Regions from separate parts of the Homo sapiens genome. Here all the other regions are linked to region 3. Evidence: chromatin loops called from intact Hi-C (ENCODE). Cell type or tissue: PC-9. All regions are shown on one strand. Each heading gives the region's core, and the rest is flanking DNA. Links, peaks and the distances in the headings are about the cores only.

The links. Peaks named below come from ENCODE experiments on the same cell type or tissue, not always from the same donor. Only the 100,000 strongest peaks of a DNase experiment are listed, where the experiment ranks them.
Region 1: a loop joins it to region 3, with 4 times the contacts of the local background. A loop is called at or near these places in 30 of 110 quality-filtered maps.
Region 2: a loop joins it to region 3, with 6 times the contacts of the local background. A loop is called at or near these places in 35 of 110 quality-filtered maps.
Region 4: it touches region 3 in a loop (8-fold over the local background); 54 of 110 quality-filtered maps call a loop at or near these places.

Annotation. Positions count from the first base shown.
Region 1 is chr20:50,675,322-50,682,673 of GRCh38, reverse strand. All of the region lies in intron 1 of RIPOR3 (RIPOR family member 3), which reads left to right. Among named protein-coding and RNA genes, the nearest start is that of RIPOR3, 13 kb to the left of the region's middle. In PC-9, for the core only: no CTCF peak of the experiment used is centred there; DNase peaks (open chromatin) are centred at 2,033, 2,723, 4,163 and 5,983; H3K4me3 peaks cover 640 bases; H3K27ac peaks cover 4,747 bases.
Region 2 is chr20:50,660,312-50,667,663 of GRCh38, reverse strand. All of the region lies in intron 1 of RIPOR3 (RIPOR family member 3), which reads left to right. It overlaps LOC105372659 (a long non-coding RNA gene), which reads right to left and starts at 451. Exons shown (of 5, transcript XR_007067644.1): 1 at 405-451. RefSeq lists enhancers at 770-1,270, 1,271-1,771. In PC-9, for the core only: CTCF peaks have their summits at 3,967 and 4,167; DNase peaks (open chromatin) are centred at 4,043, 4,483 and 5,213; H3K27ac peaks cover 2,731 bases.
Region 3 is chr20:50,741,113-50,748,464 of GRCh38, reverse strand. All of the region lies in intron 2 of PARD6B (par-6 family cell polarity regulator beta), which reads right to left. Among named protein-coding and RNA genes, the nearest start is that of PARD6B, 13 kb to the right of the region's middle. In PC-9, for the core only: CTCF peaks have their summits at 3,556 and 3,756 (motif pointing right); DNase peaks (open chromatin) are centred at 1,834, 3,834 and 4,474; H3K27ac peaks cover 5,000 bases.
Region 4 is chr20:50,622,348-50,629,699 of GRCh38, reverse strand. The region is part of intron 2 of RIPOR3 (RIPOR family member 3); the gene reads left to right. Among named protein-coding and RNA genes, the nearest start is that of MIR1302-5, 11 kb to the right of the region's middle. RefSeq lists enhancers at 262-859, 3,735-4,696. In PC-9, for the core only: CTCF peaks have their summits at 3,229 and 3,434 (motif pointing left); a DNase peak (open chromatin) is centred at 4,999; H3K27ac peaks cover 1,046 bases.

The DNA of each region.
Region 1 (7,352 bases), core at 1,510-6,509, 67 kb after region 3:
ACTTTACGTAAAGATATATCTTGTCTTCTGGCACATACATGCAGACACACACACACACACATATTTTGAGACAGGGTCTCACTCTGTCACCCAGGCTGGAGTGCAGTGGTGCAATCTCAGCTCACTGTAGCCTTGACTTCTTGGGCTCAGGTGATCCTCCCACCTCAGCCTCCCTGGTAGCTGGGACTACAGGCGTGCACCACCACACTTGGCTACGTTTTTGTAGAGACGGGGCTTTGCCATGTTGCATATTGCCCAGGCTGGCCTCAAACTCCTGGCCTCAAGCAATCAGCCTGCCTTAGCATCCCAAAGGGCTGGGATTACAGGTGTGAGCCATGGTGCCCAGCCCCTGCACTTACATTTTTATAAATCATTTTATTGCTAAAATTCGTTGATATAATTGCTTATCACTTGTTCATTCACTTTTCTCTGCTGTGTACTATTCCATGGCATACCAGCATTTATTTTTCCTGTCTATGACCATGTGGGTTGTTTCCATTTGTCAGTTTTGTTTGCTACATACACGGTTCTGCTTTGAGGGTTCTTGTACTGTCCTATTGCACACATACAGGAGTGTGTCTCAAGTTTGTACCTGGAAGTAGAATTGCTGGAATATGAAATCGTATGCTGAATTATCTTCTAATGGTTGTACCAATTCACAAGCCACCCTCTACACATGGCATTTGTCAAACATCTTACTTTTTGCCACCTGAATGGGTGGAATTTGCCCTAGATCTTGACTGACATCAAGGACGGGGCTGGAATGTCCAAAAGCCTTGAATGGGCTGCGTGTTTGTGACGTCCCACATCTTTGTGGCACAGCTTCTCCTGCAGGAGAGGCAAGCCTGGCAGCTGTGCTACAGAAAGGAACACATGGCGTAGGGATTACAGATCTGATAACATCAACTTTTCCTTCCTCCCCTCCACCTCCTTTTATTTGGTCTGGTTCTCAACGCGTGTGGGGAACGGTGTGGTGAGGAAGGGGCGAATCCTTGGTCCGTGACAGGCACTGTTGCATGCACTTTACAGATATTGCTGTTAATTATTTACCTCTCAGATCCTGCAAATGGAGGTGCCCTTAGAAGCCCCACTTTACAGATATGGAAACTGAGGAACAGAGAGGTTAAGTGACTTGCCTGAAATTACACAGGGAGTAAATGGCAGAACTGGGTTTGAATCCAGCTCTTCTGGCTTCGTCCAAGGTTTATGCTGCCTTTCAGTAGCGCCTGCAGTGAAGGGTTGCAAACTCCTCAGTCCTACAGACTTGGGTTCAAACCCTGGATCCCCTACCACCTCACTGTATACCTCTGAGCAGTTACATCACGTCTTTGAACCTCAATTTCTCTAAAATAAAAAGAGCTATCTTTTCCAGAAGCCTCATTATATGTTTTTTTTTTTCTAGTGCCTTATTGTTTCTTTTCTTTTCTTTTCTTTTTTTTTTTTTTTTTTGAGACAGAGTTTGGCTTTGTCGCCCAGGCTGGAGTGCAGTGGTGCAATCTTGGCTCACTGCAGCCTCCACCTCCTGGGCTCAAGCAGATCCTCCCATCTCAGCCTCCCAAGTAGCTGGGACTACAGGCATGCACCACCACGCCCAGCCAGTTTTTATTTTTTGCAGAGACTGGGGTCTCACTTTGTTGATCAGGCTGGTCTCAAACTCCTGAGCTGAAATAGATTCACCCGCCTTAGCCCCCCAAAGTCCTGGGATTAAGGTGTGAGCCACTGTGCCAGCTATTGTTTCTTGTTAGGTCATATGCCCCTTCTTGAAATTTCCCCGGAATATGTTCTTTGGCTTACGCCTGTCAGAGCTCATCTCTGGAGTTGAGGGGGTATCAATGCCACTCACACTTGTACCTGCAAATCAGGGTGCCCTCCCACCCCCCGACCCAACAAAAGCCAAAGGCTGTTCGTAGGAGCAGGAGATAGGTGCTGGGCATCAGGAAAGCAAGTGTCCACTCTGGTCTGGCTGGGCTGGTTTGGGCCACTGACCTTCATGACCATTGTATTGCGTAAGAGGCTGCTCTGGTTGAGCTGTAACCAGCACAGGCAGCCTTTGGCCAGGTCGGCGTGAGATTACCAGCCTCGCACAGGCGGCTGCACACGACACGTCTGCAATACCTATTCTGAAGGGTAATTCTCTGGGATAAAGCATGTTTATGTTTTTTAGGGAGGTGGGGAAGAAAATTCCATTTCTGTTGCCAATTAGTTCTGCTTGAGAACAGCTTTTCTCAACACCAACATATTGGCTGCCCAGACTTGAGTTCTGTTGATTAACTCAAAGTGGGGAAAAAAGTGATTTTTCTTTCCTTCCTCCACCCCCAACCGTGAAACCCGGCTGTTAGTGATGAAAGGGGTCCTGTGGATCATTTAGTTTTCCTTGTCATGACTCCAGGAAAGGCTATAAAAATAATCAGTGGGCCCCGCTGGCCGTAATTGACTGTAGAGAGAAGTTGGCTACCACAGCGCCTGAGTTATGAGAATCTGTTTCAGATGCAGGCTTCAGTTGAGCCTCGTCTAATGACACCTGCTCCCCAAGGCCAGCGGAGGGTGGGGGTGCTGACGCTTGTCTGCATGCTTCTCTTCCTTCCCGGGTTCCAGGGAGCTCCTGGCAGAGGGACCCAGGACAAAACAGAGATGCTGGGAGGAGAGGACCAAGCATGGATCTGGCCCTGCTGCTTGCACCAAATTCCAGGTCTACTGTTTGTTTGTCTGTTTGTTTTGAGACAGGATCTTACTCTGGTTGCCAGGCTGGAGCGCAGTGGTGTGATCTTGGCTCACTGCAGCCTCAACCTCCTGAGCTCGGGTGATCCTCCCACTTCAGCCTCCTGGGTAGCTGGGACTACAGGTGTATGCCGCCATGCCTGGCTAATTTTTGCAGTTTTTTAGTAGAGACGGTTTTTTTTTTTTTGAGACAGAGTCTCACTCTATTGCCCAGGCCCGAGTGCAGTGGCGCGATCTCGGCTCACTGCAACCTCTGCCTCCCAGGTTCAAGTGATTCTCCTGCCTCAGCCTCCCGAGTAGCTAGGACTACAGGTGAGCGCCACCACGCCCGGCTAATTTTTTTTTTTTTTTTTTGTATTTTTAGTAGAGACAGGGTTTCACCATGTTTGCCAGAATGGTCTCGATCTCCTGACCTTGTGATCTGCCCACCTCAGCCTCCCAAAGTGCTGGGATTACAGGCGTGAGCCACTGCACCAGTGGAGATGGGATCTTGCCATGTTGCCCAGGCTGGTCTCGAACTCCTGAACTCAAGCGATCCTCCCACCTCAGCCTCCCAAATTGCTGGGATTACAGGTGTGAGCCACCGTGCCCGGCCCAGTCCACTGTTTGTTGGCCATGAACCTGGGGCAAGAAACTTCACTTCTTGGTGCCTCTTTTTTAAATTTTATTCTTTTTTTTAACCATAAACTCAACCAAGTGGCACCCTCATTTTATATATTTTTAAATATTATATATATATTTTTTGAGGTATATATATTTTAAAATATTATATGTGTATCTCTCTCTCTCTGTGTGTGTGTGTGTGTATATATATATATATTTTTTTTTTTTTTTTTTTTTTTTTTTTTTTTGAGACAGGATCTTGCTTTGTCACCCAGGCTGGAGTGTAGTGGTGCAATCCTGGCTCACTGCAGCCTCGAATTCCTGGGCTCAAGCAATCCTCCCACCTTGGCTTCCTGAATAGCTAGTACTACAGGTGTGGATCACCAGGCTTGGCTAATTTTTTGAATTTTTTGTAGAGATGAAGTCTCACTTTGTTGCCCAGGCTGGTCTTGAACTCCTGAACTCAAGTGATCCTCCCACCTGGGCCTCCCAAAGTGCTGGGATTACAGGCATTTTAAACAGATAATAATGGTTCCTCCTCCTGGGGTGATGTAAGGATTGAATGAGTTAATAACATGCAAAGCACTTGCAAGGAGCCTCCACCATGTGCAAAGTCCTGTGTCAACGCCAGCTTTTGTTATTTATTCAAGACTCCCCCACTCTTCCTCCCTTGACACTTGAGTCGTATGTGGTTGTGCCAAAATATCTTAGTCCAGTCCCCTGATGATGGACGTGAGATCAGTTCCGATCTTTTGTGATCACGAATAGCACTGCATTGAATAACCTGTAGCTTGTGAGCCAACCCCTCCACCCACCCCTTAAGGTATGTGAACCCCATGATAACCTTGGCCTTGGACTTTCCTTCCCGGAGCCTGCAGAACGAGGAGAGATATGTGGGCATGTGGCCAACTCTGGCCTGGCATGCAAACAGGCCTGTGGGGTGGGGTGGGAGGTGGGGGTAGGCCCTCCCTGAGCCAGGTGGGACAGATTCCTGCTGTGTCCATCTGGTGAGTGAGGAGCCACAGGGTGAGTTTCAGAGGGTTGGGCCAAGGCCACCCAGCCCCCAGGTTCCTGGTGAATGCCCTTATGTGGACTGGAGAGAGGAAACCTGTACTGTGCCTTGTGGGCTCTGCCCATTTTTTGTGATCTTCCTCTAGGAAGCCCGCTGGGATCTCTGCTCCAACACACTTTGCTATATCAGCCACCGGTTTAGCACCCATGGTGGCTGGTTCTCTTCTTGGGGGGCAAAACCCATGATGATTGAGAAAATGAGATGGGGAGTCAGGAGGCTGATTTTGGTCCTGACTTCCCAGCACCTCCACCCTTGTAACTCCTGTGGCTCCGTGTCCTCATCTGAAAGCAGACTAAGAAGACGAATAATAAGGCCAGGCGCGGTGGCTCATGCCTATAATCCCAGCACTTTGGGAGGTCGGGACAGGTGCATCAGTTGAGGTTAGGAGTTCAAGACAAGCCTGGCCAACATGGTGAAACCCCGTCTCTACTAAAAATACAAAAATTAGCTGGGCGTGGTGGCACGTGCCTGTAATTCCAGGTACTTGAGAGGCTGAGGCAGGAGAATCACTTGAACCAGGGAGGCAGAGGTTGCAGTGAGCTGAGATCGCCCCACTGCACTCCAGCCTGGGTGACAGAGTGAGATCTTGTCTCAAAAAAAAAAAAAAAAGGCCAGGCGCGGTGGCTCACGCCTGTAATCCCAGCACTTTGGGAGGCCGAGGCAGGTGGATCACCTGAGGTCAGGCGTTTGAGACCAGCCTAACCAACATGGTGAAAACCCATTTTTACTAAAAATACAAAAATTAGCCAGGTGTGGTGGTGTGTGTCTGTCATCCCAGCTACTCAGGAGGCTGAGGCAGAAGAATCGCTCGAACCCGGGAGGTGGAGGTTGCATTGAGCCGAGATTGCGCCACTGCACCCAGGCCTGGGCAACAAGAGCAGAACTCGGTCTAAAAAAAAAAAAAAAAAAAAAAGTAAAACAAGAAAATAATAATAATAATGGTAACAAATTCACAGGAAGGTCTTGTGAAGTCTCAGAGACGTAATGCAAATGGGTTTGGACCCTGTGTCTGGCACAAGAAATATAAGCTGGTGTGAGAAAATGACCTATCTATGGGAATGTCTGGGCCACAGGCACTTGCAGCCACCTATGAAGGGAGTTAGTCCGAATTCCCAGGGCCTTGGCAAATCATCCACCCTCAGAACTGAGTTTTCTCTAGCAAATGAGGGTGCTAATGATATGTATCCCAAGGGTTTGATGTGAGAATTAAATGAGACCAGGCACATATTGCTTTGCATTTACACTGTGGTATTGTTGATATTATTAGTTATCTGTGTTGATAGTTGTGAGCATCCTTCCAGACATTGGCACAATGCGGTGCACGCAGCTGGTGCTTGGTGACTGCAAATGGATTGACGGACAGGGCCCAGTATCTGGGCTGGGTGTGGGTGGCTCACACCTGTAATCCTAGCACTTTGGGAGAATGAGGCAGGAGGATTGCTTGAGCCCAGGAGTTTGAAACCAGCCTGGGTATAAGCAAGACCTCTACTAAAAAAAAAAAAAAAAAAAAAGTAGAATCTGGAGGATGCACTGATAGAGAAACCCATTTCTGATGTTGTGGAGCCCTTAGGGAGAATAAAGGGGAAAAGCCTGATGTGACCTCACCTGTGGGTTTTTTTATTTTGTTTTGAGACTGAGTATTGCTCTGTGGCCCCAGCTGGAGTACAGTGGCATGATCACGGCTCACTGCAGCCTTGACCTCCTGGGCTCAAGTGATCCTCCTACCTCAGCCTCCAGAGTAGCTGGGACCACAGGCATGCACCACCATGTCTGGCTAATTTTTGTATTTTTAGTAGAGACGGGGTCTCTCTATGTTGCCCAGGATGGTCTTGAACTCTTGGGCTCCAGCGAACCTCCTGCCTTAGCATCCCAAAATTCTGGGATTACAGGCATGAGCCCCCACACCCAGCCCTCACCTGTGGTTTTATAGTCAGCTACAGCTTAATTCTGGGAGATGATGGGCCTCATCCCACACACCATGGCAAGTACGTGACACAGCAGGAGGCAGACCAACTTCCCCTGACTCTCAGGGCAGCAACCTTCACCCTGACCTTCAGCCCCATGCAGGAAGCAGCCCGTCGGGGTGAGACACAGTATCCATCTGTGGCCAGAGCCCTTGCACATTTTTGACATTTTTGTGTCTTGGGACAAAAGGCGAAGGAACTCAGATGAACTGGTTCTTGTTTCCTGGTGGAAAAACACTCCTGCCCTTATGGAATCTTCGCTGTTGTGTGGTTTTGCCTGTATTTGTGTCTCTCCCTCACTACCCTACAGTTCAGCAGTAGCTATTCTAGAAAACCCACATAAGGTAGACCCAGGAATGATTTCTGGGATTGTCTGAGGATATTTAAGGGGCCAGAGGGCTCCCTGCACCATCGATGCTGGCCCTGGATCTCCTGCCCCGTCTGCCGTTCGACTTGCCCTGAATGCGTGAACAAATGAATGAGCAGACATTTGCTGGACAGCTGCTGCCCTCCAGGCACTGGTGTGCTGGTGTTCCACAGCCCGGGGGCCGAGAGCCACTCAAAGCATTCATATTGGGAAGTTGGCAGGGATGGTCTGGTCAACAGCATGGGCGTTGGCATTGGAGTCAGATGAACCTGGCTTTGTCAGACCCTAAATAGGGTGGCCTTGGACAGACCTGCCTGAACCTGTTTCCTCAACTGCAAAATGTGAATAAAGATAGCACAGTGTGGTCGGTGAGGACTGAGCAAGGAAGTGGCTCTAGCACTTGGCATACACAGTTGGTCCTTAAAAGTGGGCTTTAGACCAGATAGACCAAATTCAAATCTAGATCCAGCTATGAGTCCCTTAACTTCTCTGAGTCTTGATCACTCTCTCTGTAACATGGTATAGTAACCTCTTACAGTTGTTGTGAGGATTTAGGTGAATTCACACATATGATGCATTTATAATGCAGAGAACCTAGTGCATGGTAACCACCTGTATTAGCTTCCTA
Region 2 (7,352 bases), core at 1,099-6,098, 81 kb after region 3:
CCTCCCCTCTCTATGCAGGGGCCGTACAGTGAGCTGAGCCGCGGTGAGGACGTGTTAAGAACTTAAAGCAGCGGCCGGGCGCGGTGGCTCACGCCTGTAATCCCAGCACTTTGGGAGGCCGAGGCAGGCGGATCACGAGGTCAGGAATTTGAGACCAGCCTGACCAACATGGTGAAACCCCGTCTCTACTGAAAATACAAAAATTAGCTGGGCGTTGTGGCGGGTGCCTGTAATCACAGCTACTTGGGAGGTTGAGGCAGGAGAATCACTTGAACCCAGGAGGTGGAGGTTGCAGTGAGCCAAGATCGTGCCATTGCACTCCAGCCTGGGTAACAGAGCGAGACTCCCTCTCAAAAAAAAAAAAAAAAAAAAAAAAAGTAGTTTAAAGAACTTAAAGCAGAAACCCGATTTTGAAATGTTCAAGGACAAGGCCAGGGAGGCTCGTTTGGGGATGGGGTGGAGGTTTCAGTCCATTTAAGTGGGCTGGAGGGGAATTTTAACTTTGCCGGCTGATGGTTAATGTTCCCTTCCCAAGGTATTCATGATTTATGCTGATGCTTTAAAAAGAAAATTTAGCCAAGCTAGGTTCAGAGTCCAGGAAGCTAAGGACAAGGCATTCAGGAAAGCTTTGTTTGTAGGGGAGGTTAGGAGGGATAGAAGCATATTCCAGATACCTCGCCCGCTTTTTTACTCCACTCACCCAAAGGAGAGGTCACCTTATCACATAAGACCGTAAGATAGCTCCCCAGGAGGGATCATGCAGATAAGATGTTTCTTCCTATGTTTGAAGAAATAGGTGTCCTAGGCTGGTCGCGGTGACTCACGCCTGTAATCCCAGCACTTTGGGAGACTAAGGCAGTGGATCACTTGAGGCCAGGAGTTAGAGACCAGCCTGGCCAACATGGTGAAACCCCATTGCTACAAAAAATACAAAAATTAGCTGGGCATGGTGGCACACGCCTGTAGTCCCAGCTACTTGGGAGGCTGAGGAGGGAGAATCGCTTGAACCCAGCAGAGGTTGCAGTGAGCTGAGATGGCACCACCGCACTCCAGCCTAGGCAACAGAGTGAGACGCCGTCTCAAAAAAACAACAAACAACAACAAAAAACAAACAAAACAAACAAAGAAATGGGTGTCCTAGGCTGGGCGTGGTGACTCACGCCTGTAATCCCAGCACTTTCAGAGGTCGGGGCAGGTGGATCACCTGAGGTCAGGAATTCGAGACCAGCCTGAGCAACAGGCGAAACCCCATCTCTACTAAAAATACAAAATTTAGCTGGGTGTAGTGGCAGGCACCTGTAGTCCCAGCTACTTGGGAGGCTGAAGCAGGAGAATTGCTTGAACCCGGGAGACGGAGATTGCGGTGAGCCGAGATTGCGCCACTGCACTCCAGCAACAGAGCGTGACTCTGGGCAACAGAGCGTGACTCCGTCTCAAAAAAGAAAAGAAAAGAAAAGAAAAGAAAAGAAAAGAAAAGAAATGGGTGTCCTTTCTCTGTATTCTAGGCCTCTTGTCTTGGCTGAATTGAAGAAAAATGTATATAAGGCCCTAGATGTTCACTGTCATGTTAATAAACCCTTCCTTGGTCTTCATTCTGGGGCCTGAATGGAAAAACGAAAGGCCCAGAGTCTGGGCCTTGGGACTCAGCATTACAAGGGATGGGACCCTGATTTATACTGGCTTAAGCAAAGAAGGGAATTTACTGGCTCATAAAATTTAGATGTCTGGGATTCGGTTTGGCTTTAGGTATAGCTGGATACAGTGAGGTGCGTGGCGACGGGGGGCCTTAGGGCTGATTTTCCTTCACCTAGCTTGGAGCAGATTCCTTGGTTGAACCAGTCATGGTGGCCAAAAGAACGTGGAGGTGTGACTGTCTGTGTTCTACTCCATGTAACTACGTGCACTGAAAAGTGGTGTGGGATCATTCGCCATAAGAAACCCACCCGGCAGGCACAGTGGCTCATGCCTGTAGTCCCAGCACTTTGGGAGGCCAAGGCGGGTGGATCACAAGGTCAGGAGTTCGAGACCAGCCTGGCCAACATGAGGAAACCCCATCTCTACTAAAGATACAAAAAATTAGCCCAGTGTCGTGGTGCGTGCCTGTAATCCCAGCTACTCAGGAGGCTGAGGCAGGAGAATTGCTTGAACCCGGGAGGCGGAGGTTGCGGAGAGCCGAGATCACACCACTGCCCTCCAGCCTGGGCGACAGGGCGAGACTCCATCTCAAAAAAAAAAAAAAAAAGGAAGAGGGGGCTCTGAGCCAAGGTAGAGCCAAGTTAGCCAGACAGGCCTAGGCTCCAGCAATCTTCTTGCCTCAGCCTCCTGAGTAGCTGGGACCACAGTCACACATCACCACGTCCAGCATTTTTTTTTTTTTTTTGGTATTTTTAGTAGAGTCAGGGTTTTGCCATGTTGCTCAAGCTGGTCTTGAACTCTAGGGCTCAAGTGATCCTCCTGCCTCAGCCTCCCAAAAGGCTGGGATTACAGGCGTGAGCCACCGCACCCGGCCAGCACCATGGGGTTTTTTTGTTTGTTTTGTTTTGTTTTTTGGGTTTTATTTTTGAGACAGGGTCTCGCTCTGTCACCCAGGCTGGAATGCAGTGGCATGATCTTGGCTCACTGCAATCTCTGCCTCCTGGGTTCAAGTGATTCTCCTGTTTCAGCCTCCCAGGTAGCTGGGATTACAGGCATGCGCCACCATGCCTGGCTAATTTTTGTATTTTTAGTAGAGACAAGTTTTTGCCATGTTGGCCAGGCTGGTCTCAAACTCCTAACCTCAGGTGATCCTCCTGCCCCGGCCTCCCAAAGTGTTGGGATTACAGGTGTGAGCCACCGTGCCCAGCCGGGTTTCTTTTTTCTTCCCCCACCGATTTCCCACTTCATGGCAGACACAGCACCCTTTCCTAGTGAGCCCATACACAGCCTCAGAATCTATCTCAACACTATACCCAAAGCAACCAATATCTCCCACCTTGGCGTTGGAACCTGAGCTGAAACTCTTTGCAATTCCTGCTCCAAGCAGATGGAGATAAAAATGCGCAGCTCTGAGCGTTGAGTGATTTGCCCAATGTCACACGGGAACTCAGGCAGAGAACCCTCCTGACTCAGCCAGCCCCCTTTCCCGTGGGATCCTGCCTGATGTGAGCCTTGAAAGAAGGTCTGTCCCTCAGTGGAGATTTCCACTCCAGGCAGCGGCTGCACACACACATGGAAAAGAAATAGACTCGAGGTCAGAGCAAAGCCAACAGTGCGACTGCTGACCCAGCTCTCAGGAGTGGCGCACAGCATGGAGAGCAGACAGGCGGGAGGGCTCACAGCCTAGCAGCCACGCTGTTTGTCCACCACAGAGATCTCACTGGGCTTCACGGTGTCCTACCTTAAATATTAGGTTGGTGCAAAAGTAATTGCAGTTTTTGTCCTTGAAAGTAATATATTGGGGCCAGGTGCGGTGGCTCACGCCTATAGTGCCAGCACTTTGGGAGGTCGAGGCAGGTGGATCACCTGAAGCCAGGAGTTCGAGACCAGCCTGACCAACATGGTGAAACCCCGTCTCTACTAAAAATACAGAAATTAGCCAGGTGTAGTGGCGAGAGCCTGTAATCCCAGCAAGTCGGGAGGCTGAGGCAGGAGAATCGCTTGAAGCCGGGAGGCGGAGTTTGCAGTGAGCCGAGACCACGCCATTGCACTCCAGCCTGGGGAATAAGAATGAAACTCCATCTCAAAAAAAAAAAAAAAAAAGAGAGAGAGAGAGAAAGTAATATATTAGGTATTCAAGTATTAGATACAATTAAATCTAATAATGTGCTCGAGTTGACAGCCATTCTCAAATTGTGAGAGAGGTGAGGTGTTTTCCTTCTGGGGATGGGGATCAGGGTTGTCTTGGATGGGGGGACAAATGGCTGGCACCAATCTAGGGAAGCCAGAAAGTAGAGAGTAAATACTGATGTGGCCATTATTCTGCCAGCTCAGTCTTGCCCAATGAAGGGGAGAAAATAGGTGGCAGAGAACCAGCCGCTTGTTTGCCATAGAAAGGTACCGAAAGGCTGTCCTGACCTCTAGGGGCCTCTTGTGATATGAACTTCATCATTTTAGGGAGCTGACCTTGGGCTCATGTGCTCACAACGCCAAGACCTTCACATATGTTATCCTAATTAGTATTCACAGAATAGTCCTGTGAAGCAGGTAGAGTTATTCCCTATGATCAGACGCTGCACTGGGGCGCTTGGAGAGGTGGAGTCGCACTGCCTGACCCTGGCTAGTAGCCACTGTGCCATACTCCACGGGCTGGCAGACACTGTGAAGCCGAACAGAACAGGGTATGTGAGCCACCTGACAATCATTAAGCACGTTGTAGCCAGCAGTAGGTCTGGGTAAGGTGCTGATGGGAGGCAGCATGTGGCAGTCCCAGCCTCAGGTCACTTGCTGAAGGACAGAGGTGCACTGGAGAAAATGTGGCCTTGGAGGCAGAATCACGTCAGTGAATACCTGTGTGACTCACTCAGTTGAGCTCAGGGCCTACAAACAGGTGCAGTCAGCAGTTTGAAAACTTTTTTTTTTTTTTTTTTTTTTGAGACAGTCTCTCTCTGTCACCCGGGCTGGAGTACAGTGGTGAGATCTTGGCCCACTGCAACCTCCACCTCCCCGGTTCAAGTGATTCTCCTGGCTTCAGTCTCCCGAGTAACTGGGACTACAGGCATGCGCTATGACAATCTGGCTAATTTTTATATTTTTAGTAGAGATGAGGTTTCACCATGTTGGCCAGGCTGGTCTCGAACTCCTGACCTCAAGTGACCCACCCGCCTCGGCCTCCCCAAGTGTTGGGATTACAGGCGTGAGCCACTGTGTCCGTCCTGAAAACTTCTTGTCTAGCACAAACTCCCATTGTACAGGTGAGAAAGCTGAGGCTTGGAAAGAATTGACTTCCCCCGTGTCACCAGCCAGAGAGTGGTGGGGCCAGGACTGGGATCCTCCCTGGGGTCCTGGTCCAGTGGACACCCCTGTGGGTCCACGAGAGAAGGTATGAACTGTGATGGAAGGGCAGTGGTGGGCCACCCGAGAGGAGGGTCCTGGGTGGGCAGAGGCATCCAGGCACACCAGATGGAGAAATAGCTTAGGGCGCTGTGTCTCACTCTCTGCAACAACTCCCCATGGGAGGGATGACAGCAGTCACGGCTGCACCTATGAAGTCCACCACCTGGGCTCCAAGCTAGCCCTGCCACTCTCCAGCCAGTGGCTCTGGGTGAGTCATGTCACCTGCCTGAACCTCCCTGGACCTCAGCACCTTCCTCTGAGCGTGGCCGTAAGCCTCAAGTGACATTATCCCACAGCCCATTGCCTGGCCCTTAGTGCCCAATTTCACCAATGTGGCCAATTATGACTGCTTATTTATTTCCATTTGGAAATTGGCTTTTAATTCCTTTTGGCTTTTCCCTTCTTCTCTGAGGGCTCCTCCTTCAGAGGGTCCTGCCCTGGATAAAGACAAAAGCAGATGCTCCCAGGTAGTCTGGGTCACACCCACGCCTCCCGTGGGTCTGGAAGTGGCTGGAGGAGGAGTGAGTCTGCGGCTGATCCTTTTCCTCATCAGGAGTCAGCTCCTTGGAGCCTCCCAGGGATGTCTGGAGGGGCTGCTGATTGCAGAACCAGCTGGAAGGGAAATTCGAGGGCAGATGTGGCGACAACGGAGGCTGCAGCAGTCAGAGCTTCCCCGCACTGTAGTGGCACAGGTGCCACGCCTGGAGCCCATCAGCCCCATGTTCAAATCCCAGTGCCGCCACTGCCTGCCTGTCGAGTGAATGTGATTCCTCCCACGGTTGGCTGAACTGGCTATGGACAGCAGCTGTCCTGCGCGGGACCCCAGGGGAAATGGAAAACATATCTCTGCCCCAGGCCAGCTTCCCCTTCTCTCCCAGGCCCCGACCTGCCCTTTAGACTCAGGAGTCCTGGCTTCACCCTTTGTCCGGACCTTCAAGAGACAACACAACTCTGATAACAGCAGTTCCGAGGCTGAGAAGGGGTTGTCGTGGGGACAGCGTGTTCCTGCAGCTAAGCCTTAACCTCTTTGCCTCTCCTCAGAATGCTTCAGACCAGGAAAGGGGAACTTGTCACTTGGGACTTGCAGGGACACTGTTTTGAAAGTAAACTCTCCCAAAGAGCCTCTGCCTGCTTTAGGGAGGAATGTTTGTTTGGGTTCTATGAATCAGAAACCTACTCTACCAATTTCAGGTTAAAAAAGGATGTGTCACAAGGCTATGGAGATGTTTATTTTCTTTTGGTTATTAAAAACATGTTAGGCTGGGTGTGGTGGCTCATGCCTGTAATCCCAGCACTTTGGGAGGTAAAGACAGGAGGATTGCTTAAGCCCAGGAGTTGAAGACTGGCCTGGGCAACATAGTGAAACTGTGTCCCTACAATTTTTTTTTTTATTTTTTAAGACAGTCTCGTTCTGTTGCCCAGGCTGGAGTGCAGTGGCGTGATTTTGGCTCACTGCAACCTCCGCCTCCCGCGTTCAAGCGATTCTCCTGCCTCAGCCTCCCGAGTAGCTGGGATTACAGGCATGTGCCACCACGCCCAGCTAATTTTTGTATTTTTAATAGAGACAGGTTTTCACCATGTTGGTCAGGTTGGTCTTGTACTCCTGACCTCAGGTGATCCACTCACCTCGGCCTCCCAAAGTGCTGGGATTACAGGCATGAGACACCGCACCCGGCCTCTACAAAATTTTTTTTTTTTAATTAGCCAGGTGTGGTGGTTCCTGTAGTTCCAGCTACTTTGAGGGCATAGGTGGGGGGTGCTGAGGTGGGAGGATCCCTTGAGCCCAGGAGGTCGAGCCTACAGTGAGCTGTGTTTGTGCCACTACACTCTAGCCTGGGTGACAGAGCAAGACCCTGTCTCAAAAAAAAAAAAAAAAAAAAAAAGGTAAATCCCAGAAAACCCAATGACACTAATTTAAAGGAAGATTCTTTGGTTCGTGTAATGGAAAGTTCGGGGGTAGTGCTGTGATTTGGATAGGGGGTGTTTGTCTCCACCAAAACTCATGTTGCAATTTGATCTCCACTGTGGCAGTGTTGGGAGGCGGGGCCTAGTGGGAGGTGTTGGGCTATGGAGGTGAATCCCTCATGAATGGCTTGGAAGTGCTACCCTCTCACCAGTGAGTGAGTTCTTGCTGTCACTCTCGTGAGACTGAATTGGTTCTCCATCTAACTCATTGCTGTGAGAGTGGGTTATTATAAAGCTATGATGACCTTCAGGTTTTCCCCTTTTTTGCAGTCTCCCTTCTGTTTTCCCTTTTCCTGCGTGTGGTGATGCAACGTGCAAGCCCTTGCCAGAAGTCAAGGCCATCCCTTTAAATGTCT
Region 3 (7,352 bases), core at 713-5,712:
CAATATCAGAGGCTGAGTGGGCAGATAATGTAATTGATGCTGATGCATATCAAACAAACACTTCGGAATTTTGGTATTCTGCAAATAAACACTCTCCCTCAGTTTTCTGTTGCTATTGTTTGAGACGGAGTCTCGCTCTGTCGTCCTGGCTGGAGTGCAGAGGCATGATCTCAGCTCACTGCCACCCCCGCCTCCCAGGTTCAAGCGATTCTCCTGCCTTAGCCTCCCAAGTGGCTTGGGATTACAGGCATGCGCCACTATGCCCAGATAATTTTTGTATTTTCAGTAGAGATGCGGTTTCACTATGTTGGCCAGGCTGGTCTTGATGGAACTCTTGACCTCAGGTGATCCACCTGCCTCAGCTTCCCAAAGTGCTGGGATTACAGGTGTGAGCCACCTCGCCCAGCAGGAATTCTTGATCTCTCATTTTCATTTTGAAAGAGGCAAAGGTGGAGTTTTAACTTTTTTCTTTACTGTGTGAAAAACTATGCATAAAGTTCAATGGTATTTTGTCCTCAGTGGTGGTGACACAGACAATAGGAAGTAGTAGGACTCTGGCAAACTGGAGAGCTCCTGCCTCATTTAGATGGCATAGCTGCTTCTCAGTTCCTCGCAGATTTTCTTCATGCCAGAAAGTCTTGTTTTTAGGCAAAATCTTGCGATCTTTAAATACTGCCGCCTAATTAAATAATAAACTAAAAGGGAAAACAGAACACCTAACACCAGATATGGTTAAATTATATGGCTGAAGGAAGATAGTCTATAAACAAAACATTTCATCAGAGAATGAGAGGTAAAACAGAAAATGAAACTAACAGCAGAAACAAAAGTTAAAATAGTATTTTCAAAAATAACTACAATGAGGATAAACTAAAAAGTGAAATTTACATGAATTAAAAAAAAAACACAACAACTTCAATAATGCCTCTCCCTGGTTTTCCAGTGGCTAGGCAAAAAAAAAAAAAAAAAAAAAAAGAAAGAAAGAAAAAAAGAAAAAGAAAAGAAAAGACAACAACAAAAAATAAATGGCTTCCCTCCTCCTCCACAAAATAGTTGAAAATCCTAGTCTCAGCTGCTGCCACAGAAAACACCAATCTCACCATCTTGCGTTTGTATAGCGCTTCAACTCATATTCTCTTGTTTAATCCTAAACCCCCTCATTGCTAAACTATTATCATCTTCACTTTATAACCAATAAATTAAGGGTACAACGTAAGTTACACAGAAAGAACTAGAGCCCAGGTTTTCTTACGAGGCTAGTATCTTCCAAGTCACAATAATGAATGCCAAGTATCAATTATGTCAGAGTATGGGGAGCTTTAGTATTCTTTTCTGATGCTGCGTGAACACTCTTCAAAACCTAGTTTCAGATAAATATATAAGGTTACGGGTATCTTATTTTTTTGGCATTTTTTTCCCCTTGGGGACACTTGTAATCATTTATAAGTATTTGCATTGGGCTCTTACAGAGACAGAAATGTATTTATAATATGGCTTTGGATATAAATCCATTGGTACAACAATCTTTTTGGCAAAAAAACCTATCAAGAATAGTCTTCTGGTAATGTGTTTTCTCAAAATCATACATATTTGTGTTTTAAAACAATCAATAAGGAAAGCCTATATAACATTTATAAGGGAAATTCCAGACCATATAAACTGAGAACAGTATTACGTTGCCTACATACCTACTCATGGGAAACCTAACCAAAATAAACTCCAAATCTGCATAATTTGGCATCACATCCAGACTCCATTTGAATGCTCTCTGCTAAATTCTCAAAAGCAATATGCCCCAGTACAAAGCCACCTTTGTTCTCCCATCTAGCTAATCAGTTTCCAGCCACTGGGAAAGAAAATATTTTGGCAGAAAGCCAGGGTTCAGGGTGTTAAAGTGTAAAGGTGAATGTCCACAAGGAATTGGAGTTGACTTTCTACCTGAACACTATCAGAGCATTAAACTCAGAATGAGATGGAAAGTTTGAAAACTTGATCATAGCAACTGTCCACTTGTATAAATTCACTTATGCAACAGTACATGATATGGGCTGATACAGCAGCACCGCATTTATCCCAAGCCTTTTCTTCAGCCAATGATCTCGGCTAACTGAACAGACAAGGATCCACCTAGAAGGCCTCCAAATAGTCAAACTGGATGTCTTACTTTCTTACACACAAATAGTGGCTGTTCTTCACTTATCCTGCAGGGCTTCCCTCTGAACCTCTTACTCTTTAAACATTAATTCTGAAAAGCCTAGTAATCTCATTCCTTTGCTCATAGAGGGTCATAAACCACACATTCAGAGCAAAGGGTAAGGATCCATTTGTGGGTGGCAGGCAGATGTAAGACATAAAAGCTTCACAGTGAGTAAAAAGCAAATCTAGAAAAAAAAAAAAACTTCTACATAAGCTCCATCAGTATCCCCATACAGTAACAAAACAGCAACCATTATAGTACAGCCATCAACAAAGTTCAAGATTATGCCCCACTTGAAGATCAGAGGAAGAAATCAAATAATGAAATAATGTTTTAAAATGTTCTAATCCAGGGGTTGACAACCGTTTTCTGTCAAGAGTCAGACAGTAAATGTCTAGGTATTACAGGCTATATAATCACTCTTGTAAAAGCAGCCACAGACAATCCATAAAATATTATGTGGCCAGGCATGATGGCTCATGCCTGTAATCCCAGCACTTTGGAAGGGCGAGGTGAGAGGACTGCTTCAGCTTAGTAGTTTAAGACCAGCCTGGGTAACATAGCAGGACCCTGTCTCTACAAAAATAATTTTAAAAATTAGCTGGGCATGGTGGTTTGTTTGTGCCTGTAGTCCAAGCTACTTGGGAGGCTGAAGTGGGAGGATCACTTGAGCCTGAGAGGTCGAAGCTGAAGTACGCTAAGATGGCACCACTGCACTCCAATCTGGGCAATGGTGAGACCCTGTTCCAAGAAAATTTTATATGCAAAAGCAGCCAACAGGCCTTAGTTTGCCAACTCTTGCTCTAATATAAAATGGTTAAATGAGATAGATCTGGCAACTTTTTTTTTTTTTTTTGAGACGGAGTTTCGCTCTAGAGTGCAATGACACGATCTCGGCTCACTGCAACCTCCACCTCCTGGGTTCAAGCGATTCTCCTTCCTCAGCCTCCCGAGTAGCTGGGATTACAAGCATGCACCACCATGCCCGGCTAATTTTTGTATTAGAGACAGGGTTTCACCATGTTGGTCAGGCTGGTGGCGAACTCCTGACGTTGGGCGATCCGCCCACCTTGGCCTCCCAAAGTGCTGGGATTACAGGCGTGAGCCACTGCGCCCAGCCAGATCTGGCAACTTTAAAAAGATTAAATATCACTTAAAGCAAATTAGATATTCAAATTTTGCAGACCCCTTCATTCCTAATACAGAAAAATTAATCACCAAATATTTAACGAACACTGACTATGTGCCAGGAATTGTGCTCTGTGGTACAGATTTGGTGAATAAAATAGGTATGGTGTCTACTTTCGTGGTGCTTACAATCTAAAAGAGGAGATGGCAACTAACAAATAATTTCAAATACTCTAAGTAAATTATAACAAAGGTGCTGAGAGCTATAAGCACACCATGCTGGGGAAGTATGTAAAGGGGACCTGGCCTGGCTTGTAGGAGTAAGGCAAGGCTTCTCCAGGGAAGTGATTCTGTGAGGAAAACCAGCCAGGGGCTAATAGTAGAAGGCAAGAAGAATGTTCCAGGCACAGGACTCGACAATATCCAGAAGAGGGAGGGCCAGACAAAGAAATCCAATACAGCTAGAACAGAGGGTGAAAAGCAGGAGGGAGGGAGGGAGGGAGGGAGTCAGGAGCTGAGTCAGAGGCAGCCAGGGGCCAAACAGACAAACAGGGCCTCCTGGGAAGTACCAAAGTTTACAGACTTTAGCCTAAGGGCAAAGGGAAGAAAATCAAGGATTTTAAGGGAAGACAGTGATAGTGAACTCATTTGGTTTTTCTACAAAGCTCACTCCGGCTGCAGGCTGGAGAAGGACGTGGAGGGGGAGGACAAGAAGCTACTGCAGCCAGCGCAGTGCAGTGGGTCACACTTGTAATCCCAGCACTTTGGCAGGCCGAGGTGGGCGGATTACCAGAGGTCGGGAGTTCGCAAGCAGCCTGACCAACATGGAGAAACCCCATCTCTACTAAAAATACACAATTAGCCAGGCATGGTGGCGCATGCCTGTAATCCCACCTACTCGGGAGGATGAGGCAGGAGACTCACTTGAACCCAGGAGGCGGAGGTTGCCGTGAGACGAGATCACGCCATTGCACTCCAGCCTGGGCAACAAGAGCGAGACTGCTTCTCAGAAAAAAAAAAAAAAAAAAAAAAAAGAAGCTACTTCAGTAAATTTGGATGGCACCTGGCCTGGAGCAGAGGACATGGAAATGGGGAGACAAATCTGAAAAATAACTAGAACACAGTTTTAATAGGCTTGGTGACTGACTAAAAAATAGGTATGTGTCAAAGGTGACACCCACGTTTCTGTTGTGAGTAACTGGTGTCACATACTGAGATGTTACTCCACAATTTCTTTTTTTTTTTTTTTTTGAGACGGAGTCTCGCTCTGTCGCCCAGGCTGGAGTGCAGTGGCGCGATCTAGGCTCACTGCAAGCTCCGCCTCCTGGGTTCATGCCATTCTCCTGCCTCAGCCTTCCGAGTAGCTGGGACTACAGGCGCCCACCACCAAGCCCGGCTAATTTTTTTGTATTTTTAGTAGAGACACGGTTTCACCATGCTAGCCAGGATGGTCTCGATCTCCTGATCTTGTGATTCGCCCGCCTCGGCCACCAAAAATGCTGGGATTACAGGCTGTAATTTATTTTTTTCATTTCTGGGCCATATCTTTTGTTAAAACTATAATTTACAATTTACTACTAAAATGTATATTCCTTAGACAACTTTAAACCCTGATTCATAAAAATGTAACCTTAAAAGACACCTACAAAATAATGTCCAATGCACAAAATCTAAGAGATGATTTAGATGCCCAGTTACCAGCATCTGGGCCACAAAGTCACATCTGTGTAAGGGCATGCCCTATGAGAGACAAAGTTTAAAGCAAAGCCTTTCTAGTGTTCCTAATAAAACGAGAATAAATCGAAGAGGTAAACATATGTGTCTGGTGTCAATCAAAAACAGACGGTGTTATAGCAAGAAGTCTGGATGTAGAGATTCTGACTAGATCTGGAGAGGGGTCTGTTCTGTAGCACATCAACAGATCCTCCACCTGGCTGATTATCAGGACTGGCTGGGAAGCTTTTAAAAATACACATTTCCCTGGCTGAATTCCAAACTGACAGGAATGACCTGAGTATTTTTAAAAGGCGCAAGCTTTAAATATTTTTTTAAAAATTTTTAGTGCACAGCAATAACCTCAACAATGAGAGCAGAAAGTCTATTCTGTACCTTCTCTTCCCCATCTCCCGAATCAATTAGGATAAACTCTAATACTCTTAACAGGGAATGGGGGATTGGGATCCTCTGCATGAAAATAACTTTTAAGATACCAGGTTTCTTGTGCTTTGTTTTTGCTCCCATGATAACTGCTCTAGGAATAGAGTATGGGGTTTTTCTTCTAACAATAAATTGTTATAAAAATTTTTCAAGATATCCAACAACACTATCTTAAACTTCAGACTATAAAGTAGTTTACACATTGAATTGTAAGCTTTCACTTTAAAGAAATTTTAGTAGAGTATCAGATGTTAAAAGATCACATAGTTTTAAATTTTAAAATGGTTTTGCAATTTGCTTTTCAAAAATCACTTGGGGGCCAGGCGCAGTGGCTCACACCTGTAATCCCAGCACTATGAGAGGCTGAGGAGGGTGGATCACCTGAGGTCAGGAGTTTGAGACCAGCCTGGCTAACGTCGTGAAACCGTGTCTCTACTGAAAACACAAAAATTAGCCGGGCATGGTAGCACACGCTTGTAGTCCCAGCTACTTGGGAGACTGAGGCAGGAGAATCGCTTGAGCCCAGGAGGTAGAGGCTGCAGTGAGCCGAGATCACACCACTGCACTCTAGCCTGGGCAACAGAGTAAGACTCTGTCTCAAAAAAAATAAAATAAAATAAAATAAAATAAATCACTTGGGGCCAGGCACGGCGGCTCCCACCTGTAAACCCAGCACTTTGGGAGGCCGAGGTGGGCGGATCACTTGAGGTCAGGAGTTTGAGAACAGTCTGGCCAACATGGCAAAACCCTGTCTCTACTAAAAATACAAAAATTAGCTGGGCGTGGTGGCACGCATCTGTAGTCCCAGCCACTCTGGAAGCTGAGGCACAAGAACCTGGGAGGCGGAGGTTGCAGTGAGTGGAGGTCACGCCCCTGCATTCCAGCCTGGGTGACAGAGCAAGACTTAAAACAAAACAAAACAAAACACCAGTACATATTAAGTGTAACTTCTGCCTTACTGATGCCTAACTGAAATCAAAAAGCAAACAGAAAATGTGCTGTAATCAAGCAGTAAAATGTAACTATACTTAATGTCATACTTTATATTAGTTCCTTGAATTAAATGTTCATTAAGGTTTACATAAAATCAGATTTCTAGTTAAGCATCTGCTCAACTTTGCTTAAAAGACAGAGTGCGGCCGGGCGCGGTGGCTCACGCCTGTAATCCCAGCACTTTGGGAGGCCGAGACGGGCGGATCACGAAGTCAGGAGATCGAGACCATCCTGGCTAACACAGTGAAATCCCGTCTCTACTAACAATACAAAAAAAAAAATTAGCCGGGTGTGTTGGCGGGCTCCTGTAGTCCCAGCTACTCAGAGGCTGAGGCAGGAGAATGGTGTGGAGCTTGCAGTGAGCCGAGATCGCGCCACTGCACTCCAGCCTGGGGGACAGAGCTAGACTCCGTCCCCACTCCACAAAAAAAAGAGTGCATGCATTATAGTACACTAAGTAAGTCTGCCAGATTTAGATGCTGCGACCTGATGGTAAACCAGACAGACAGGAAACAAGTTAACATATTCTTAAATAAGATATTTCCAGGTCTTCAGAGGATGATGTGGTAAAGGTGGGAAGGTGGAGGGCTTTAGTTAGGGTAGTCAGAAGAGACTCCTCTGACAAACTTATCTGAGCTAAGCAGGAGGAGGCAGACGTGGGAAGAACCGAGGGTGAAGTGTCCTTAAGAATAACCAAGCATAAGAGCACAGAAACAGAAACAAGCTAACGGCTGGGTGCAGTGGCTCACACCTGTAATCCCAGAACACTTCGAGGCCAAGACGGGTGGATCACCTGAGGTCAGGAGTTCGAGACCAGCCTGGCCAACATGGTGACACCCCATCTCTACTAAAAATACAAAAATTAGCCAGGCATGGT
Region 4 (7,352 bases), core at 1,340-6,339, 120 kb after region 3:
GGGAGGCAGGGCCAGCAGCCGGTGCAGCTGGTGCTGTGGGGGGTTACCGGATGAGGGAGCAGGCTTGGCACAGATGGGCCTGGGGGGCAGCATTGACCCTGTGGCTGAGTTCCCTGGGGGTGCTGGCCGGGCCAGGCCCTGCCTGCTGCCCCGTCCTGTGTCTCCTCCGGCTTTAGGTACTAAGTCCCTGGGAGGAAGGTTGTTTCTGCTTCTGGAGGCCACAGCCCGATGAGCTCAGGCCTGCTGCCCCCTCGCTCCAGGGCCTCATGCCAGGCACTGTGCAAGCCCCCAGGGAACCATTTACGAGCAGGCAGGCCTGGGGACTGGGGCAGTTTATCGACATCCTGAAGGGGCCAAACCTCTGTCTGTCTGAGCCAACGGGGTGGACAGGTCGGGGTCCCCAGCCAGAGCAGAGTGCAGAACTCAGTAGGTCAGTGAGTCAGTCAACAATAAAATCCCACCATGCTCTTCCCCGACTTGAAACCCTGCAAAGATTCCCAACCTACTTAGAATAAACCCAGCGCCCTCCTGGCTAGAGGCCCCTGGGACCTGGCCCCAGCAGCCTACCTCCCTCCCCTCCCGGCCTCAGGGCCTCAGCACATGTGTGTCCTCCCGCTGGAGCTCCTACCCCACTCCTCCACCTCCAGTTCCCGTTGAATCACCTGCAGGCATTGGCTTCCTGCTAGGTCCTGGGGGAGGACCCCTGAGCTCCAGACCAGGCCAGGTCCCTCCTGTGTGTGCTCCCTGAGCTCCTTCCCAGGGGCATTTGCTGCGGGGATAGGACCCCACCTCCACCCCCCTGAGGTCAGCCCTCCCAGCTCACTAACCTTTCCCTGGGGGCTCCCTTCCCATGGGTGGTGGTGCCGGGACCCCAGGGTTAAGATCCTGGAGTGTCCCAGCTGGAAGCACCTTAGGAATCCCTGTTCACGCAGCAGATATTCACGGAGCACCTACTCTGGCCCTGTCCTGGGCTCTGGGGACAGACCCAGGCCCTGCTGTCCTGGGAGCTGATGGCAGCAAACAATAAGCCAGTGATAATTGAGACAGATCCAGCTGGTGGCAGTGCTGTGAGGGAACTGAACTGGGGGTGGGGGAGGGCACCCATGGTCTCCTGGGAGAGCCTGACGAGACAGGGGCATGGGGAGTGGAGGCAGGAAGGGACAGAAGAAGTGGATCTGCGCGTGTGCAGATGGGGGTGGGCCGGGAAGCCTTCGGCGGCGGGAGGCAGCTGCGAGTGCAGATGTCCTGGGTGGGAATGAGCTTTAAGGGACAGAAAGCAGGTGTGCGGCTGGCATGCGTGACAGCAGTCAGGGAGGGAGGAGGACCCTGCGGAGCCTCATGGGCTGCAGTGAGGCCTTGAGACACATTCTCAGTGGAGGGGAGCCTGGGAAGGGTTTAAGTTGATGCCCCAAGACGAGAAGAATTTGACCCAGGCTCCAGAGCAGTTAGTGCTCAGTGCCCCAACTCCAAGCCTCAGAGAACAGAAAGAGTGGGTGCTGCCTGAGAAAGGCACACAGCAGGCACTCCATAAGTGCTGCAAAGAGGGGGTTAAGTATAAACCGGCCAGGAAATGATGCTGTTTCTCAACTTAACCATTTCTGAGCTGCCTCTTCCTGGGCTTTATCAGAGTCCCCCACTTTCTTGCAGGGGTCTGTAATCAAGGCTGGGAAGGTCAGCTGTGCGGGTTACCTGGCCAGGGGGCCATCCGGCCCAGGTGACCCTCTCCCAGCTGTGTGCCCTGGAGTGGGGCTGGTCCACTGAAGCACTGTAGGGACCCTTGTGTGGTCTGGAAGGAGGGGTAGGGTCTGCAGACCCTGTACCCAAGGGCGGCTTCATGAGCGTGTAGCCTGTGCTCTGTACTTTGATTGAACGCTCTGCTGTTGTGCTCTAGAAATTTTTGTGGGTGTCATTCTGTCGCCCAGGTTGTAGTGCAGTGGTGCGATCTCGATTCACTGCAGCATTGACCTCCTTGGTTCAAATGATCCTCCCACCCCAGCCTCCCAAAATTTTTTTTTTTTTGAGACAGTTTCTCTCTCTCGCCCGGGCTGGAGTGCAATGGCGCGATCTTGGCTCACTGCAACCTCCGCCTCCCAGGTTCAAGTGATTCTCCTGCCTCAGCCTCCTGAGTAGCTGGGATTACAGGAGCGTGCCACCACGCCCGGCTAATTTTTGTATTTTTTTTTTTCTTTTGAGACAGAGTCTCGCTCTGTTGCCCAGGCTGGAGTGCAGTGGCATATTCTCGGCTCACTGCAACCTCCGCCTCCTGAGTTCAAGCAATTCTCCTGTCTCAGCCTCCTGAGTAGCTGGGATTACAGGTGTGCCTCACCATGCCAGTTAATTTTTTTTTTTTTTTGTATTTTTAGTAGAGACAGGGTTTCACCATATTGGTCAGGCTGGTCTCGAACTCCTGACCTCAGGTGATCCACCTGCCTCGGCCTCCCAGAATGCTGGGATTACAGGTGTGAGCCACTGTGCCTGGCACCAAATAGAAATTCTTAATACAATTTTTTTGTGTGTGTTTTGAGACAGAGTCTTGCTCTGTCACCCAGGTGTGCAGTGGTGCAATTTAGGCTCACTGCAAGCTCCACCTTCCAGGTTCAAGCAATTCTTCTGCCTCAGCCTCCTGAGTAGCTGGGACTACAGGCATGGGCCACCACACTGGCTATTTTTTTTTTTTTTTTTCTTGAGACGGACTTTTGCTCTTGTTGCCCAGGCTGGAGTGCAATGGCACAATCTCAGCTCACCATAACCTCCACTTGCCGGGTTCAAGTGATTCTCCTGCCTCAGCCTCCCGAGTAGCTGGGATCACAGGCATGTGCCACCATGCCCAGCTAATTTTTAGTAGAGACAGGGTTTCACCATGTTGGCCAGGCTGGTCTGGAACTCCTGACTTCAGGTGATCCACCCACCTCGGCCTCCCAAACTGCTGGGATTACAGACGTGAGCCACCGCGCCTGGCCCAAAATTCTTGATAAATTTTGAATAAAGAGCCTTGCATTTTTATTTCGCACTAGACCCCACAAATTTCACAACTGGCCCTGCCTGCAGCTCTCCTCCTGCCAGGCCTGTGGGGGCCTCTGAATGTCCTGCATCCATGGGACATGTCCCCTCAGGCCCTAGAGGGGAGCTCTGCCCAGAGAGTGCCCCCACGGTAGGCCTCTGCCTCTCGTTGGCCCCTTCCTGGATTCCTGGGATCAGCTCTTTGGGAGGAAGGAGGACAGAGGTGATCCATCCCCTTGACACCAGGGCTCGCTGGCCGTCAGCAAGGGTCCCACAGTGTCCAAGTCCTAGTCTAGGAAAGACAGCCCTGATGGCTCTAATATCTCAGACCCCTCCTGTCCCCCATCTGATTGTCAAGGATGCCAGAGGATGCTGGGCCTGGGCTGGTTCGGAGGTCCCTGGGCAGCCCCCACCTGGCCTTGGCCTCTGCCGCCCCCTTGTGTGAGGGCAAGGAAGAAGCTGCCCACACCGACGGGGAAGCGGTGCATCTATTTTTAACTTCCTGTCTCCGTCGAGCTCCCTGGGGTCTGAACCCTTGGAGCCAGGGCTGGAGCCTGATTGGGTTTCAGGCCCCACCTTCTGGCCTTGTTCCCTGGTAACCCGAGCAGGCCGAAGCGCAGCCGCACTGTCAAGGCAAACAACCTGGCAGGAGGGCAGGGCTCTGCATGGAGAGGGTGGGCTGATGCCCCTTCTCTTCCCATCACCACCTTGACCCCTACTCTGGCACCTTGAAACCCCTTTCACTATAGACAGGGATTTTTACTCCACAGTCAGATGGCTCACTTGGGGAAGTAACCTGGTGGGGAAATTTTATACTAAGGTGTGAATGATTGACATAATAAGGCCATTTCCCAAGAGCTGGACCTGGGGGGTGGGAGGATAGAGAGATGAGAGGATAAACAGTGAGGATGAAGGAGGAGAGGGCCAGGCCCCGATACTGTCCTACTCTGCCCCAGTTGACAGGCATGGTTGCCCTTCCCCCTTTCCTGCCCCTCCTCAGCCAGGTCTCCCTCCCCCAGGCAGTCAGGCAGGTACTCCCCGAGCCAGGAGCCACTGGGACATCCTCCTCAGCTTGGGAATTCCTCTGTTGGGATGGCTAAGAAGTGTGGGTGTGAAAACGAAATAGCAGCCATTAAGTTTCAAGGAGAGGAGGCTGGAGAAAGAGGCGGCTCATATCCAGCCCTGCCTGTGAAGCTGTCAAGCACACAGACTCTGGAGCCAGAGGCGAGTGATGCAAGTTCAGTTTCCTGGACGGTACCAGGGGGCCTGACCTCAAAGACTGTGTCAGGAGAAATGAGTCCATACATGTAAAGCACCAAGAGCAGGCCAGGCGGGCGTGGTGGCTCACGCCTGCAATCCCAGCACTTTGGGAGGCCAAGGCAGGCGGATCACTTGAGCTCAGGAATTCAAGACCAGCCTGGGCAACATGGTGAAACCCTGTCTCCACCAAAACTACAAAAAATTAGCCGAGTGTAATTGTGCACTCCTGTGGTCCCAGCTACTCAGGAGGCTGAGGTGGGAGGATCACTTGAGCCCAGGAGGCGGAGGCTACAGTGAGCTGAGATCACGCTACTGCATTCCAGCCTGGGAGACAGAGCAAGACCTTGTCTCAATTAAAAAAAAAAAAAACAAAAGCACTGAGAGCAGAATTTGAGCTTGGCAAGTGCCGAGTGCATGCCTGTCATCATCACCCAGTGGCCAGCACCGCCAGGCACCTGGGTAAATGGTTGGCTCACGTCCTTGTTGCATGGAGTCTTCACCTGAAGCCTGTGCAGTCAGTCCTATAATTGTCCCGCCTGGAGGCTGGGGGCAGGTGCAGGACTTGAGCCCGGCCCTGTCTGCCTCCAGAGCCTGCACTTGCAACAGCCGAGTACCAAGGCCTCTGCCAACCACACCAGGCAGAAGGACTGCTGTAGCAACCTCACGTGAGGGCTGGGGCCGGCAGGTTGCACGTGCCCGTCTGGAAGCTTGTCTGGCATGCCAGGGGCTGTTTAATATTTACTGAGTCCTCCCAGACCTGGTGAAACATCCGGCCCCAGAGGCTCTTCCTGCCCCGGCTTCTGTGACACCTGGGCCAGACATGCTGCCTGATTTGGCCATCTGGAGGCTGCATGTGCATCACCTTCCCCGGGTGGGCGGGCTCTCAGAGTGGCCACTGAGCCTGTCCTGTTAAACCTCACACAAGGAGCACTAGGCTCAGAGCTTTCCCGGGAGCAGGTGCATCCAGGTGTGGCTGCAGCAGCGAGGGTATAAGGTCCCCAGGTGGATGGAAGCGGGGCTGGGCCAACGGTGCACACCTGTTGGGGGCTGGAGGCAGGAGCTGGGAGTGAGCGAGCTCCTGCCCCACTGCCTGCTGCCCACCTGCCGGGGTCCCTAACCTCTCAGAAACCTGCCTTTTCCCGAGTCTGCAGCCCTGACCGTCTCTGCCAGCCTCAAGATGGCAAACTTGCGGAGGGCCCGGTTCAAGAGGTGGGTGATGGGGCCTCAGGGAGGGCAAGGGGAAGAGGGAGCACAGCCCCTGTGGGCTTTGGAAAGCATCACTTAACATTAAATATATACAAATGGCTGGGTGCAGTGGCTCATGCCTGCAATCCCAGTACTTTGGGAGGCCAAGGCGGGCAGATCACCTGAGGTCAGGAGTTCAAGACCAGCCTGGCCAACAAGGTGAAGCCCTGTCTCTACTAAAAAAAACAAAAATTACTGGACGTGGTAGCAGATGCCTGTAATCCCAGCTACTGGGTAGGCTGAGGCAGGAGAATCGCTTGAACCTGGGAGGCGGAGGTTGCAGTGAGCAGAGATCGTGCCACTGCACTCCAGCCTGTCGACAGAGCGAAATTTCATCTCAAAATAATAATAAGAATAATACCTGTCTCCTAGGGTGGTTGTGAAAGTCGAGATATTTCTATAAAGCCCTTAGCGAGCTCCTGGCGGCAGCAGGTGCCCCCAGTTACTTAGGCTCACGTGTTCTCACCAGGCTCCTGAGGCCCTTGGGCTTGTGGTGTCAGCTGTTCAGCAGCCCACTAGCCCTGGCCTGAGCTTAGTTTCTCTGCTCTACAGAGACATTACTTGTCATTGTAAAGGTGTTGGAAGCTGGACTTTCTCTGGGAGCTGCCCTTCTCCTCCTCTCACACATCCTGGGTCCCCAAAACTAGAGAGGCCCCAGGTCCAGGCCCCTCTGCAGACTCCCACTTCTGCCTGGGTCAAACCTTGCTCCTTGCATCCACTCCCAGAGCATACCAGGTCCCATTCTCCACCTTTGCTCCCTCTGTCTCCAGCTGGGAACACCCAGGGGTGCACTCGCTATCCCGCTCTGCCTGCAGGGGCCAGGTTCTCTGTTCTCTAATCCCCTTGGGATACTGTATTTTCCCCCGTTCAGCTGAGCTTAATATTTACCAAACTCCTAATATTTTCTTTTTTTTCTTTTTTTTTTTTTTTTTTTAAGGCAGAGTTTTGCTCTTGCTGCCCAGGCTGGAGTGAAGTGGCATGATCTCGGCTCACTGCAACCTCTGCCTCCCGGTTCAAGTGATTCTCCTGCCTCAGCCTCCCGAGTAGCTGGGATTACAGGTGTCCACCACCACGCCTGGCTAATTTTTTGTTTAGTAGAGACGGGGTTTCACCAGGTTGGTCAGGCTGGTCTTGAACTCCTGACCTCAGTTGATCCACCCACCTTGGCCTCCCGAAGTGCTGGGATTATAGGTGTGAGCCACAGTGCCTGGCCTGCACCTAATGTTTTCTAAGCTGTGAGCCAGGGGAAAGATACAGATAGGATGTGATGATTCTAACAACAGCTTGCATGTAAAAGGTCTCCTTTGTGCCACATTTTGGGCCTGGCATCTAATAGAATTCTCAGCACCATCCTCTGATGTATTACGTGGTCCCATTTTACCAGTGAAAAGACAGAGCCTTGGGTAGTGTGTTGTTAATGTAGAGGTGAAGTTGCTTTGATAAAAGGACCCCCAAAATGCAGGTGCTTACTTGAGATTGGTTATTCCTCTCTCTCTCTCTCTGCAGTCCAGAGCCAAGGGGTGGATGAGGGCATGTGTGTGTGTTGGGAGGTCTGCTTCACGAGGCTATTCAGGGCCTGTTCCTTCTCTCTTGTTGTTCAGCCAGCTTTTAGGGGTGGGTTGAAGCTGCTTCCAGCATACCGTTATTCCCGCCCCTGGGAAGAGGAGGAGTTGGAAGAGAAGGGCCAGTAGTCCCCTATAATAACTGATGCTGAGCCAGGCACGGTGGCTCACACCTGTAATCCTAGTACTTTGGGAGGCTGAGGCAGGTGGATCATTTGAGGTCAGGAGTTCGAGACCAGCCTGGACAACATGGTGAAACCCTGTCTCTACTAAAAATACAAAAAT